Linked DNA regions of Homo sapiens: region 2 is linked to region 1. The links are chromatin contacts, found by Hi-C or POLR2A ChIA-PET in ENCODE. All regions are on one chromosome and are shown on one strand. Each heading gives the region's core, a stretch centred on a gene start or an enhancer-like site at or near the end of the contact. The rest is flanking DNA. Distances are from core to core; before and after follow the strand shown. Region 1 holds the start of RNF208 (ring finger protein 208). Region 2 overlaps EXD3 (exonuclease 3'-5' domain containing 3).

Region 1 (5,777 bases), core at 1,620-4,119:
TACTACTTGTCTTTGTTACCCCATCTTCACCATCTGGGCGGGCTTTTTTTTTTTTTTTTTTTTTTTGAGACAGAGCGTCACTTAGTCACTCAGGCTAGAGTGCAGTGGCACGATCTCTGCTCACTGCAACCTCCACCTCCCGAGTTCAAGCAATTCTTTTGCCTCACCCTCCTGAATAGCTGGGATTACAGACATGCACCACCACACCTGGATAATTTTTTTTGTATTTTTAGTAGAGAAGAGGTTTCACCACGTTGGCCAGCCTGGTTTTGAACTCCTGACCTCAGGTGATCCATCCGCCTTGGCCTCCCAAAGTGCTGGGATTACAGGCGTGAGACACCGCACCCAGCCTGGGGCGGGCTCTTCCTCCCACCCAAGTGGTCCAGGTGCCAGACAGGAGGCGCTGGGTCCTTATTCCCCTACCACCATTTCAGCCAGTCTTTGTCCCTAACTCCTGCACATGCCCAAAGGCTACTCCCACACAACCCTGGAAGACCCAGGTGGGTGCTCAGGTCCAGATGGGCACCAGGAGGGAAATCAACTGAGTTGTCCCCCACACAGGCACCCCCACACCATTGAAAATGTCCTCTCTGCCCAGCTGGGGTGTCTCTGCACACCCACCAGGTAGTCCTGCCAGGCGCACACAAGCAGCCCACTCTGTACGTGTGGGGGTTTGCACCGACACAGCCCACCCGGCCCTCCTGAGCTGCATGCACAGCCCAGCCTGGCCCCCAGTGCGCAGGGCAGGCCCAACCCGAGCAGCGCTGGGCCTCTCTCTGGCAGCTCCAAGCTGGGCCCTCTCTGGGTTGCAGCCCTGGGTGCCCACCCTAGGCCCAGGCCTGAGCACAGCCCACAGGAGCAAGCTTCAGTCCAGGAACAGGTGCAAACTTTGGCAAAGAGTTTTAATGGCAAAGTTGGCTGCAGCGACAATGCCACTCGGGGTGGGGCCGGAAGCCATGGTGGGGAAGGAAGGGTCAGCGGGCGGCAGGGCAGGGCCGGGTCCCTGAAGAAGCAGCGAGCGAGGCTCAGCGGGCAGTGGCGGGCAGGCAGGCGCTACTACATGATGGAGCAGGCGGACAGTGGGTTCCGCACGTGGCAGGTGCACGCGGCCCCACAGTACTGCCGGAAGGTCTGGTAGCAGCTGCCCTCGGGCTCAGCCCCCCACTGACCCCCGGATGGGGCCGTCAGCGCCTCAGGCGGCAGGCGGCTCAGGATGGACGTGTTGACAGCCAGCGCGGCCAGGCCGTAGTCGGTGAAGAGCACAGTCTCACGGCGGCAGGTGGGGCAGGAGATGAACTTGTACTTGGGGCAGGACTCGTAGAGAATCTGCAGGCACTGCTCACACACAGAGTGCAGGCAGGACAGCACGCGGGGCCTCCGCTGGGTGACATTGTAGGAGTGCCCACAGGTGGGGCACTCCAGGGGCTCGCCTGCCGCCGCCGAAGAAGCCGCCGAGGCCGAGGGGCCAGGCCGAATCACGTACTGATTCACAATGACCTCATCCTCTGGGGCCACGCGGGGAAAGCCCAGCTCCGAGCTTCCCTTACGGGGCCGCCGTGGCAGTGGCGGGGTATGGGGTGCCCCTTCCAAGGCAGGCATGTCCCCCCCACAGGCCTGGTTGACAATGATCTCTGTGTCTGAGGGCCAGGCACGCTTGGGTGCCAGAGTTGGGGTGGGCCGGGGAGCAGGCGGGAAGCAGGGGGCAGCCGGTAGCTCAGGGAACTTTTCAGGGTGGACAATCTTCATGGCCTCCATCTTGAGGATGACATGGGGACCCTTCAGGCAGGACATGAGGAGGCCCGGCCAGCCACTGCCCGCCTCGGGCCCGGGGTCAGAGGGCATCCGGCTGTCTCCAGTCAGACTGGATGTTCGGGTGGGTGGGGGCGTTGTGTGGGGCTGGGGGGCAGGTGACAGGGCAGCATCCTGGTCCCGCCAGGCCTGGGGGGGGCCCCGGACGGCCCGTGGACTCCTAGGGACAGCCGGCGAGAGTTGGGGGTGCAGGGCCCCCCCCAGTGGCCACAGTGGCTTCTCTGGTCCAGTCCTGGGAGGAGGAGGAAGGGGTGGGGGAGGGGGAGGCAGGCGGGGGCAGGGAGGGGTGGGAGGCTGCCCTGGGCTGGGGGTCTGGCCCAGGGTCTCACCCAGGGTCTCTGGCTGCTGAGGCTGGCGAGGGGGCGCGGGGGGGGCTCCCCCTGCAGCCGAGGTCAGCAGGCCGCGGGCCGGGACATCGGGGCAGGCAGGGGCTGGGTGGGCCCCATGGCTCCAGGACAGGGCGCCCAGGGAAGGCAGCTAGCCGAAGCGCTGGCTGCAGGAGGACCGGGGCGGCAGGCTCCGCGGCAGGAGCAGAGGCGAGGCCTGGGCCAGGCCTGAGCTGCAGGTGAGAGACGGCATGAGGGCAGTGCCCCGGCCACCCCCACCCTAGCCCTCGCCCTGCACAAAGGACCGGGCGCCCGACCTCTGACCCTGACCTCAGCCGTGGGATCCCGACCTCCGCGGGCCTCAGAACCCAACCCCCTCCCCGGTCCCCGCCTCCAAGGCCAGACGCACCTTCCCGAGGGCCGACCCCCGTCGCGTGGGGAGGGGCGCTGAGTCCGCCCCCGGCCCCCGCCCCCTGCGCTCACCTGCCCCAGCCTGGCGTCCCGGCCGCGCGCCGCCGCCGCAGAGGTTGTCTCAAAGGCAGGCCCGGACGCGGCGCCCGCGCCTCGGCCCGGCAGCTCGGGGGGCTCCGGCGGCTCCGGCGGCGGCCGCAGCGACCTCAGGCGATGGCGGGGCCCGGGCGGCACCGAGGGGCGCGGGCGCGGGCGTGGGGCGCGGGGCGCGGGTTTCGGCACGGCGGCGACGGCGGCAGGTGCGTGCGGAGCGTGGCGCGCTCTGCGGCGGAGGCGCGGGGACCGCAGTGCGCGCGGCGCCCGCCCGCGCCCGCAGCGCCACCCCCCGTCTGGGGACCCGCGCGGGGTCCGCGGGGCGGGGCCAGCCTCCCGGCCGCCCCTCGGTCCGCTCCCGGCGTCGCTCTCGCCCGCGGACTGCGTGGGGGGCAGGACCCCCGCGTCGCCCCCAGTTCTCTCCAGGCTGATCCTGGGTCCTGGTCAAGCCCCCGCCCCCCCAGATTCAGGAGGAGAATCCGGCTGTTCTCCTCCCTCACAGTAGGAGGCCTCAGGACTCTGGAGTGAGAGGGAGGGGACCTGCGCGGAGGATCCCAGGGGAGCTGGTTCCAGGGCCCACCGGTGCCTTCCCCCGTCCCCGGCCCCCCGCCCCATGGGAAGGCCCCGAGTCCTCCAGCTCCGCCTGTGCCCGGTGCCGTAGCTCAGATAGATCGCTGTGACTCTAAGGGGCAAGAGCGGGGCGGGCGGAGCGGATCAGAAGGCCGAGGCCGGTGGACGGACGGGTCCGGTGGGAGTGCGCGAAGGACAGGCTGGCAGCCCAGTGCGGGGTGGAGGCGGCCCTGAGGACCGCACCTGCCCGGACAGGGTGGCCCCTGGCACTCCAGCGCGCAGGCCCGGGCCTCTCCGCTTCCTCACCCGGGGCTTCCCTGCCCTCCTGGGTCCGCCTTCTGCCTGTGGAGCCCTCGGGCTTGCTGGTCACCGTGAGGCAGGGGACCAGGGCTTCGAGGGCCTCCGCTGCCACGCTGTGACCAGCTCTGGCCCCGCACCTGGCCCTGGACATCCTGGCCTCCTTCAGCTCCTCTCTCCGCTGGACTGGCCAGACCGCACCTGCTCTAGGCAGAGCCCCAGGGCCTGCAGAGTGCTGAGCCCAGAGGGGACGGTGCCGCTGGTGCGGGAGCTCGCGTGGGCAAAACAGGCTGGAGGAGCAGCCCTGCGCATAGGGTCTGGCTTGGCCCCTCTGTGGGGCCTCGGGCGAGTGTCACTCAGAAGAGCAATAGGGAGAGGTGTGCGGGTGACAGGGGCGCTGCTGGAGGGGTCCTTACGGGGCCCTGGCAAGATGGTGGGGCAACTGAGGCAGCCTGGGCCTGGGGAGGGCCGGGAGCCCAGCTCCGCCGCAGACTCTGCTCACCGACCCGGCGTGCGCCCGAGGAAGCACCAGGCCGCAGGCCCCGCCCCCTCAGCGAGACCCCACCCCGTAGGGGATGAGATCCCGCCCCCGCCACGAGGCCCCGCCCCCCAGGCCAGGCCTTTTCAGACCCGCCATTCAGAGCTGGAGAACCCCAAGCCGAGTATTGGTCACATCCGAACCGGGTCTTTCGGGAAACCCCGGAGCGCGTGGGCTTCTGGGCAATAATATTTCCACGGCCGGTTCCTGCCTTGTTTGCGCATGCGCCATAGGCGCCACTCAAGTGGCAGGCAGGGAGGTGGGCGGGACTTCCGGCGCCTGCGCAGTGGACTTCCGTCGCCGGCCTCTCAAGTTTTGGGTCCCCAGGAGCACCCAGTTCTCCCCAAATCGGGGCCGGGTTGCCTGAACTCATGTCCCGACCGGTCTGACTGGCCCTACACAGGCCACGTCTGACTGGAACCCGCCCTTCCTGGTGCTCCCCTGGGCCCCAAGGGCCCCACTGCCGTGGGTCGTCCCCGCGGCACTCGCCAGTGCCCGCTGCACCCCTGCCTGCGCCGGTGCAGATGGAGCCTGGGTTCGGCTGGAGGCGGGGGGCCCAAGGTGGGGACGCTGGGGGGGCGCGTGTGGCCCCCACGCCCGCCAGCCAGAGGGTAACTGCAGTTTGAGAAATGAGCTAAAAATGTCAGTAGTGTCTAAAGCCCGTGTCACTGATTGTAAGATAAGACCTGTGACAAAACGTGCAAATCAAACATTTTTTATCAGTGAAAAAAGCAGAAAAGCCACTGGGCACGCTGGCTCACGCCTGGAATCCAGCACTTTGGGAGGTGGAGGCAGGCGGATCACTTCAGTCCAGGAGTTTGAGATGAGCCTAGGCAACATAGTGAGACCTACATCTCTATAAAGAATTAGCCGGCGTGGTGGTGCACCTGTAGTCCTTCCAGCTACTCAAGAGGCTGAGGTGGGAGGATCACTAGAGCCCAGGAGGTTGAGGCCGCAGTGAGCCAGATCATGCCACTGCACCCCAGCCTGGATGGCAGAGTGAGACCCTGTCTCAAAAATCGGCCGGGCGCGGTGGCTCACGCCTGTAATCCCAGCATTTTGGGAGGCCAAGGCAGGCGGATCACCTGAGGTCAGGAGTTGGAGACCAGTCTGGCCAACATGGTGAAACCCTGTTTCTACTAAAAATACAAAAAATTAGCCAGGCGTGGTGGTGGTTGCCTGTAATCCCAGCTACTCGGGAGGCTGAAGCAGGAGAATCGCTTGAACCCGGGAGGCAGAGGTTGCAGTGAGCCGAGATCGCGCAGCTGCACTCCAGCCTGGGCAACAGAGCAAGACTCCATCTCAGAAAAGAAGCAGAAAGCCTCCAAGAGCCAATGGCTCTCAAGCATCTTGGTCTCTGCTAAGAAGAGGCTCAGAGGCTTAGAAGCCCTGCCTCGCCGGGGCTTTGAGGTGTGTGAGCAATGGCTGGGGACTGCAGGCCCGGGAATCTGAGGGCCTCACCCCACTTCCTTTCCAGAGCCGTGACCTCAGGCTCACCTCCTGCCCTCCTCTCAGGCAAGCTGCAGATGCCCTTTAGGGCCCAGGCCATGCCCCGGATGTGAGGGGCTGAGTCACTGGTTTGGCAGTGCCCCTCAGAGCCCAGGCCTGGGCTGCCACCCACCTGAGGACGAGGGCTGGGCCAGCTGTCGTGCTCCAGTTGCTGGGGCCTCTTGGGATCTTGGGAACCCCATCTCTGAGCCCCGCCCCATGGCCCCGCCCCTCCCAAGGAGGGA
Region 2 (5,777 bases), core at 1,043-3,542, 100 kb after region 1:
CTCTTCCCAAAGCTTTGTATGAACTGTGGCATAAAACAGATGGATCATTTTGCTGATTTTGTGAGTATGAGAGTTTTCAGCTGACAAAGGAGATACAAAATTAAAATTAAGGATTTTTTTTGTTTTTTAGACGGAGTCTCGCTCTTTCGCCCAGGCCGGAGTGCAGTGGCGCTGTCTTGGCTCACTGCAAGCTCCGCCTCCTGGGTTCATGCCATTCTCCTGCCTCAGCCTCCCAAGTAGCTAGGACTACAGGCGCCAGCCACCGTGCCTGGCTAATTTTTTGTATTTTTAGTAGAGACGGGGTTTCACCGTGTTAGCCAGGATGGTCTCGATCTCCTGACCTCGTGATCTGCCCGCCTCGGCCTCCCAAAGTGCTGGGATTACAGGTGTGAGTCACCGCGCCTGGCCAAAATTAAGCATATTAAGCTTACAAGAAAACTCCAGATCTGAATAGAAAGCTTCAGTATGAATTTCTGATGTATGTTATATATATTTTTAAAAGTGTATTTCCACACAGTCCACTGCAAAGGCCTAGAGACAAGACCCAATCCCATCGCCGGGAGTGCCCTGTACCCAAAACTGGTTTCTACATACATTTTACACTAAAAGGAGCCCGAGCTTTTTGGAGAAATGACTGATTCCAGATCTAAGGTAGAAATGCAGACAACGAGGCCGGAGCGTCTAGATGCTGCAGAAAGCAACAGTGAAGAGCCAAGTGTCACATCCAAGGACTCAGGAGCCAGCAGGGCTCCCACACCACAGGGGGGCAACATGCCAGCCAGGGAACAGGTGCGGAGGAGGACACGGGACACCTTTCCATGCATTCAGAATGGTTCCTTAAAATCATCAGTTAACTTTTTTTTTTTTGAGATGGAGTCTCACTGTGTCGCCCAGGCTGGAGTGCAGTGGCACAATCTCGGCTCACTGCAAGCTCTGCCTCCCGAGTTCAAGCGATTCTCATGCCTCAGCCTCCCAAGTAGCTGGGACTACAGGCATGCACCAGCACACCCAGCTAATTTTTGTATTTTTAGTAGAGACGGGGTTTCTCCATGGTGGCCAGGCTGGTCTCAAACTCCTGACCTCAGGTGATCTGTCTGCCTTGGCTTGCTAAAGTGCTGGGATTACAGGTGTGAGCCACCGCACCCGGCCAAATCGTTAGTTATCTTTAAGAGTGCAAGACCAACTCAAAAACATCAGAGCTAATACTATAAAACTCTTAGAAGAGGCTGGGCAAGGCGGCTCGTGCCTGTAATCCCAGCACTTTGGGAGGCTGCGATGGGTAGATTGCTTGAGTCCAGGAGTCCTAGACCAGCCTGGGCAACAGAGCAAAACCCCATCTCTGCAATAAATAAAAAAACTAGCCAGGCGTGCCTGTAGTCCCAGCTACTTAGGAAGTCGACGTGGGATGATCACCTGAGCCGGGAGGTCAAGGCTGCAGTGGGCCGTGTTTGCGCCATCAGACTCCAGCCTGGGCTACAAAGTGAGAACCTGTCTCAAAAAAAAAAAAAAAAAGACTCTTAGAAGAAGACACAGGGGAACACTTCCTGGCGCTGTATTTGGCCAGGATTTCTTCGATATGACACCGCAGCAAAGGCAGCAAAAGAAACACTGGAGCGACTGGACCCTCATTACAGTGAAATGTACACGTAGGACACTCTGGAGGAATAAAACACCTCAGGGTGGAGACGTCGGTATTTGCAAATCACGTATCTGACGAGGGGTTGATATCCAGAGTATAGGAGGAACCCTATAATTCAACAACAGAAAAGCAAATAATCCAGTTTAAAAATTGAAGGGCAGGGCACGGTGCCTTACGCCTGTAATCCCAATACTTTGGGAGGCTGAGGCGGGAGGATGGCCTGAGCCTGGGAGGCTGAGGCTGCTGTGAGCTGTGATCGTGTCACTGCACTCCAGCCTGGGTAACAAAGTGAGACCTTATCTCAAAAAGAAAAAAAACAGTTGGCAAAGGACTTAAATAGACACTTCTTCAAAGATATACGCGTGGCCAATAAGCACATGAAAAGATGCTCTACATTATTCGTCATGAGCGACATGCAAATAAAAACCACAGTGAGACATCACATCCATTAGGGTGGCCTTTATAAAAAAAAAGGGAAATAAATGTTGGTGGGATGTGGATAAACTGAACTCTCATGCGTCACTGGCGGGAAGGTAAATGGTGTGGCCGCCGTGGAAAACAGTGTGAAGGTTCCTCAAGAAGTTAAACACAGAGTCAGTAGAGGATTCAGCAGTTTCACCTTTAGCTGTATATGCAAAAGAACTGAAAGCAGGAACTCAAGCACATCCTCATACATCAGTGTTCGTAGCAGCCACATTCAAAAAAAAAAAGGAAGGACGTTCCGACACAGGCTACGTCGTGAATAAACCCTTACGACACGCCGAGTGAAAGATGCCAGATACAAATGGGCAGATACTATATGATTCCACGTCTACGAGGTACCTAGGACAGGTCAATTCATAGAGGCAGAAAGTGGAACAGTGGCCACCAGGGCTAGAAGGAGGGGAGGGGAGATAACTATTGGTACGGAGTCTTTTTTTTTTTTTTTTGAGACAGAGTCTTGCTCTGTCGCCCAGGCTGGAGTGCAGTGGCACGATCTTGGCTCACTGCAAGTTCTGCCTCCCGGGTTCACGCCATTCTCCTGCCTCAGCCTCCTGAGTAGCTGGGACTATAGGCGCCCTCCACCACGGCCCGCTGATATTTTGTATTTCTAATAGAGACAGGGTTTCACTATGTTAGCCAGGATGGTCTCGACCTCCTGACCTTGTGATCCGCCCGCGTCGGCCTCCCAAAGTGCTGGGATTACAGGTGTGAGCCACCGCGCCCGGCCAGTATGGAGTCTTTGGGATGATACCCAGTTCTGGAAAGGGGTGGTGGTGATGGATATGTGATACAGTGAATGTGCTAATGCCACTGAATTGTACACTTAAAAATGGTTAAAATGGTCAATTTCGTGTTATGTATGTTTTACCACAAAAAGAAAGAAAAAAAGGGAAACAGAAAGTAGTTACTTCGTGGTAATAACAAATATACACCCATATGATGAGTAAAAACAACCAATATATACCTATATGATGAGTAAAAAACTGATATACACTCATATGATGAGTAAAAACAACAAATATACACCCACATGATGAGTAAAAACAACTAATATACTCCCATAGGATGAGTAAAAACAACAAATATACACCCACATGATGAGTAAAAACAACTAATATACACCCATATGATGAGTAAAAACAACGAATATACTCCCACATGATGAATAAAAACAATGAATAAACACCCACATGATGAGTAAAAACAACTAATATACTCCCATATGCTGAGTAAAACAACTAATATACTCCTATATGATGAGTAAAAACAACTAATATACACCCATATGATGAGTAAAACAACTAATATACTCCCATATGATGAGTAAAAACAACGAATAAACACCCACATGATGAGTAAAAACAACTAACATACTCCCATATGATGAGTAAAAACAACTAATATACACCCATATGATGAGTAAAAACAACGAATAAACACCGACATGATGAGTAAAAACAACTAATATACACCAATATGATGAGTAAAACAATTAATATACTCCCATATGATGAGTAAAAACAACAAATATACACCCACATGATGAGTAAAAACAACAAATAAACACCCACATGATGAGTAAAAACAACGAATAAACACCCATATGATGAGTAAAAACAACTAATATACACTCATATGATGAGTAAAAACAACGAATAAACACCCATATGATGAGTAAAAACAACTAATATACACTCATATGATGAGTAAAAACAACTAATATACACTCATATGATGAGTAAAAACAACTAATATACACCTATATGATGAGTAAAAACAAAAGTAAAAACAAACACAACTGGTAAATAAAGTAAATATACGGGAAAAAACCAAAGGAAACGGGTCAAAGGGAAGAAACAGACTAGTTACACAGGAGCTACACGGGACTACACGGGACTACACGGGGCTACACGGGACTACACGGGACTACACGGGGCTACACGGGACTACACGGGACTACACGGGACTACACGGGGCTACACGGGACTACACAGGGTCACACGGGACTACACGGGACTACACGGGACTACACGGGGCTACACGGGACTACACGGGACTACACGGGGCTACACGGGACTACACGGGACTACACGGGGCTACACGGGACTACACAGGGTCACACGGGACTACACGGGACTACACGGGGCTACACGGGGCTACACGGGACTACACGGGACTACACGGGGCTACACGGGACTACACAGGGTCACACGGGACTACACGGGACTACACGGGGCTACACGGGGCTACACGGGGCTACACGGGAGCTACACGGGACTACACGGGGCTACACGGGGCTACACGGGGCTACACGGGAGCTACACGGGGCTACACGGGGCTACACGGGGCTACACGGGAGCTACACGGGACTACACGGGGCTACACGGGACTACACGGGGCTACACGGGGCTACACGGGGCTACACGGGAGCTACACGGGAGCTACACGGGGCTACACGGGGCTACACGGGAGCTACACGGGACTACACGGGGCTACACGGGGCTACACGGGACGACACGGGGCTACACGGGGCTACACGGGAGCTACACGGGGCTACACGGGGCTACACGGGAGCTACACGGGGCTACAGGGGGCTACACGGGGCTACACGGGACTACACGGGAGCTACACGGGGCTACACGGGGCTACACGGGACTACACGGGAGCTACACGGGAGCTACACGGGACTACACGGGGCTACACGGGGCTACACGGGGCTACACGGGAGCTACACGGGAGCTACACGGGGCTACACGGGAGCTACACGGGAGCTACACGGGACTACACGGGGTCACACGGGACTACACGGGACTACACGGGACTACACGGGGTCACACGGGACTACACGGGACTACACGGGACTACACGGGGCTACACGGGACTACACGGGACTACACGGGGTCACACGGGACTACACGGGACTACACGGGACTACACGGGACTACACGGGGCTACACGGGACTACACGGGACTACACGGGGTCACACGGGACTACACGGGACTACACGGGACTACACGGGACTACACGGGGTCACACGGGACTACACGGGACTACACGGGGTCACACGGGACTACACGGGACTACACGGGACTACACGGGGTCACACGGGACTACACGGGACTACACAGGAGCTACACAGGACTACACAGGACTACACAGGACTATGCAGGACCACACAGGAGCTATACAGGAGCTACACGGGACTACACAGGACTACACAGGACTACACAGGACTATGCAGGACCACACAGGAGCTATACAGGAGCTACACGGGACTACACAGGACTACACAGGAGCTACACAGGACTACACAGGACTACACAGGACTACACCGGAGCTACACGGGACTACACAGGAGCTACACAGGAACTACACAGGAGCTACACAGGGCTCCACAGGAGCTACACAGGAGCTACACAGGAGCTACACAGGAACTACACCGGAGCTACACAGGACTACACCGGAGCTACACGGGACTACACAGGACTACACAGGACTACACAGGAGCTACACAGGAACTACACAGGACTACACAGGAGCTACACAGGGCTCCACAGGAGCTACACAGGAACTACACAGGAACTACACAGGAGCTACACAGGAACTACACCGGAGCTACACGGGACTACACAGGACTACACAGGACTACACAGG

What was found. Hi-C counts contacts between places; a loop is a spot of excess contacts on that map. ChIA-PET counts read pairs that join two places held with the same protein, here RNA polymerase II (POLR2A). Pooled maps may share reads with other maps.
Region 2: a loop to region 1 is called in a pooled map, with 2.7 times the contacts of the local background. The contact joins the enhancer-like site here to the promoter of RNF208 in region 1. A Hi-C loop is called at or near these places in 2 of 50 pooled maps. POLR2A ChIA-PET finds 5 or more read pairs at or near these places in 2 of 52 experiments (HEK293 and endothelial cell of umbilical vein).

What each region holds. Positions count from the first base shown.
Region 1 is chr9:137,219,371-137,225,147 of GRCh38, forward strand. RNF208 (ring finger protein 208) reads right to left here and starts at 2,870. Exons shown (of 2, transcript NM_031297.7): 1 at 2,619-2,870; 2 at 889-2,368. The coding sequence starts at 1,842. The coding sequence ends at 1,057. RefSeq lists an enhancer at 1-54 and silencers at 2,423-2,472, 3,413-3,462, 3,773-4,122.
Region 2 is chr9:137,324,584-137,330,360 of GRCh38, forward strand. All of the region lies in intron 17 of EXD3 (exonuclease 3'-5' domain containing 3), which reads right to left. Among named protein-coding and RNA genes, the nearest start is that of NRARP, 25 kb to the left of the region's middle. Within about 2 kb of position 2,293, at least 3 of the 41 ENCODE cell types and tissues checked have a DNase peak (open chromatin) inside an H3K27ac peak, as active enhancers do.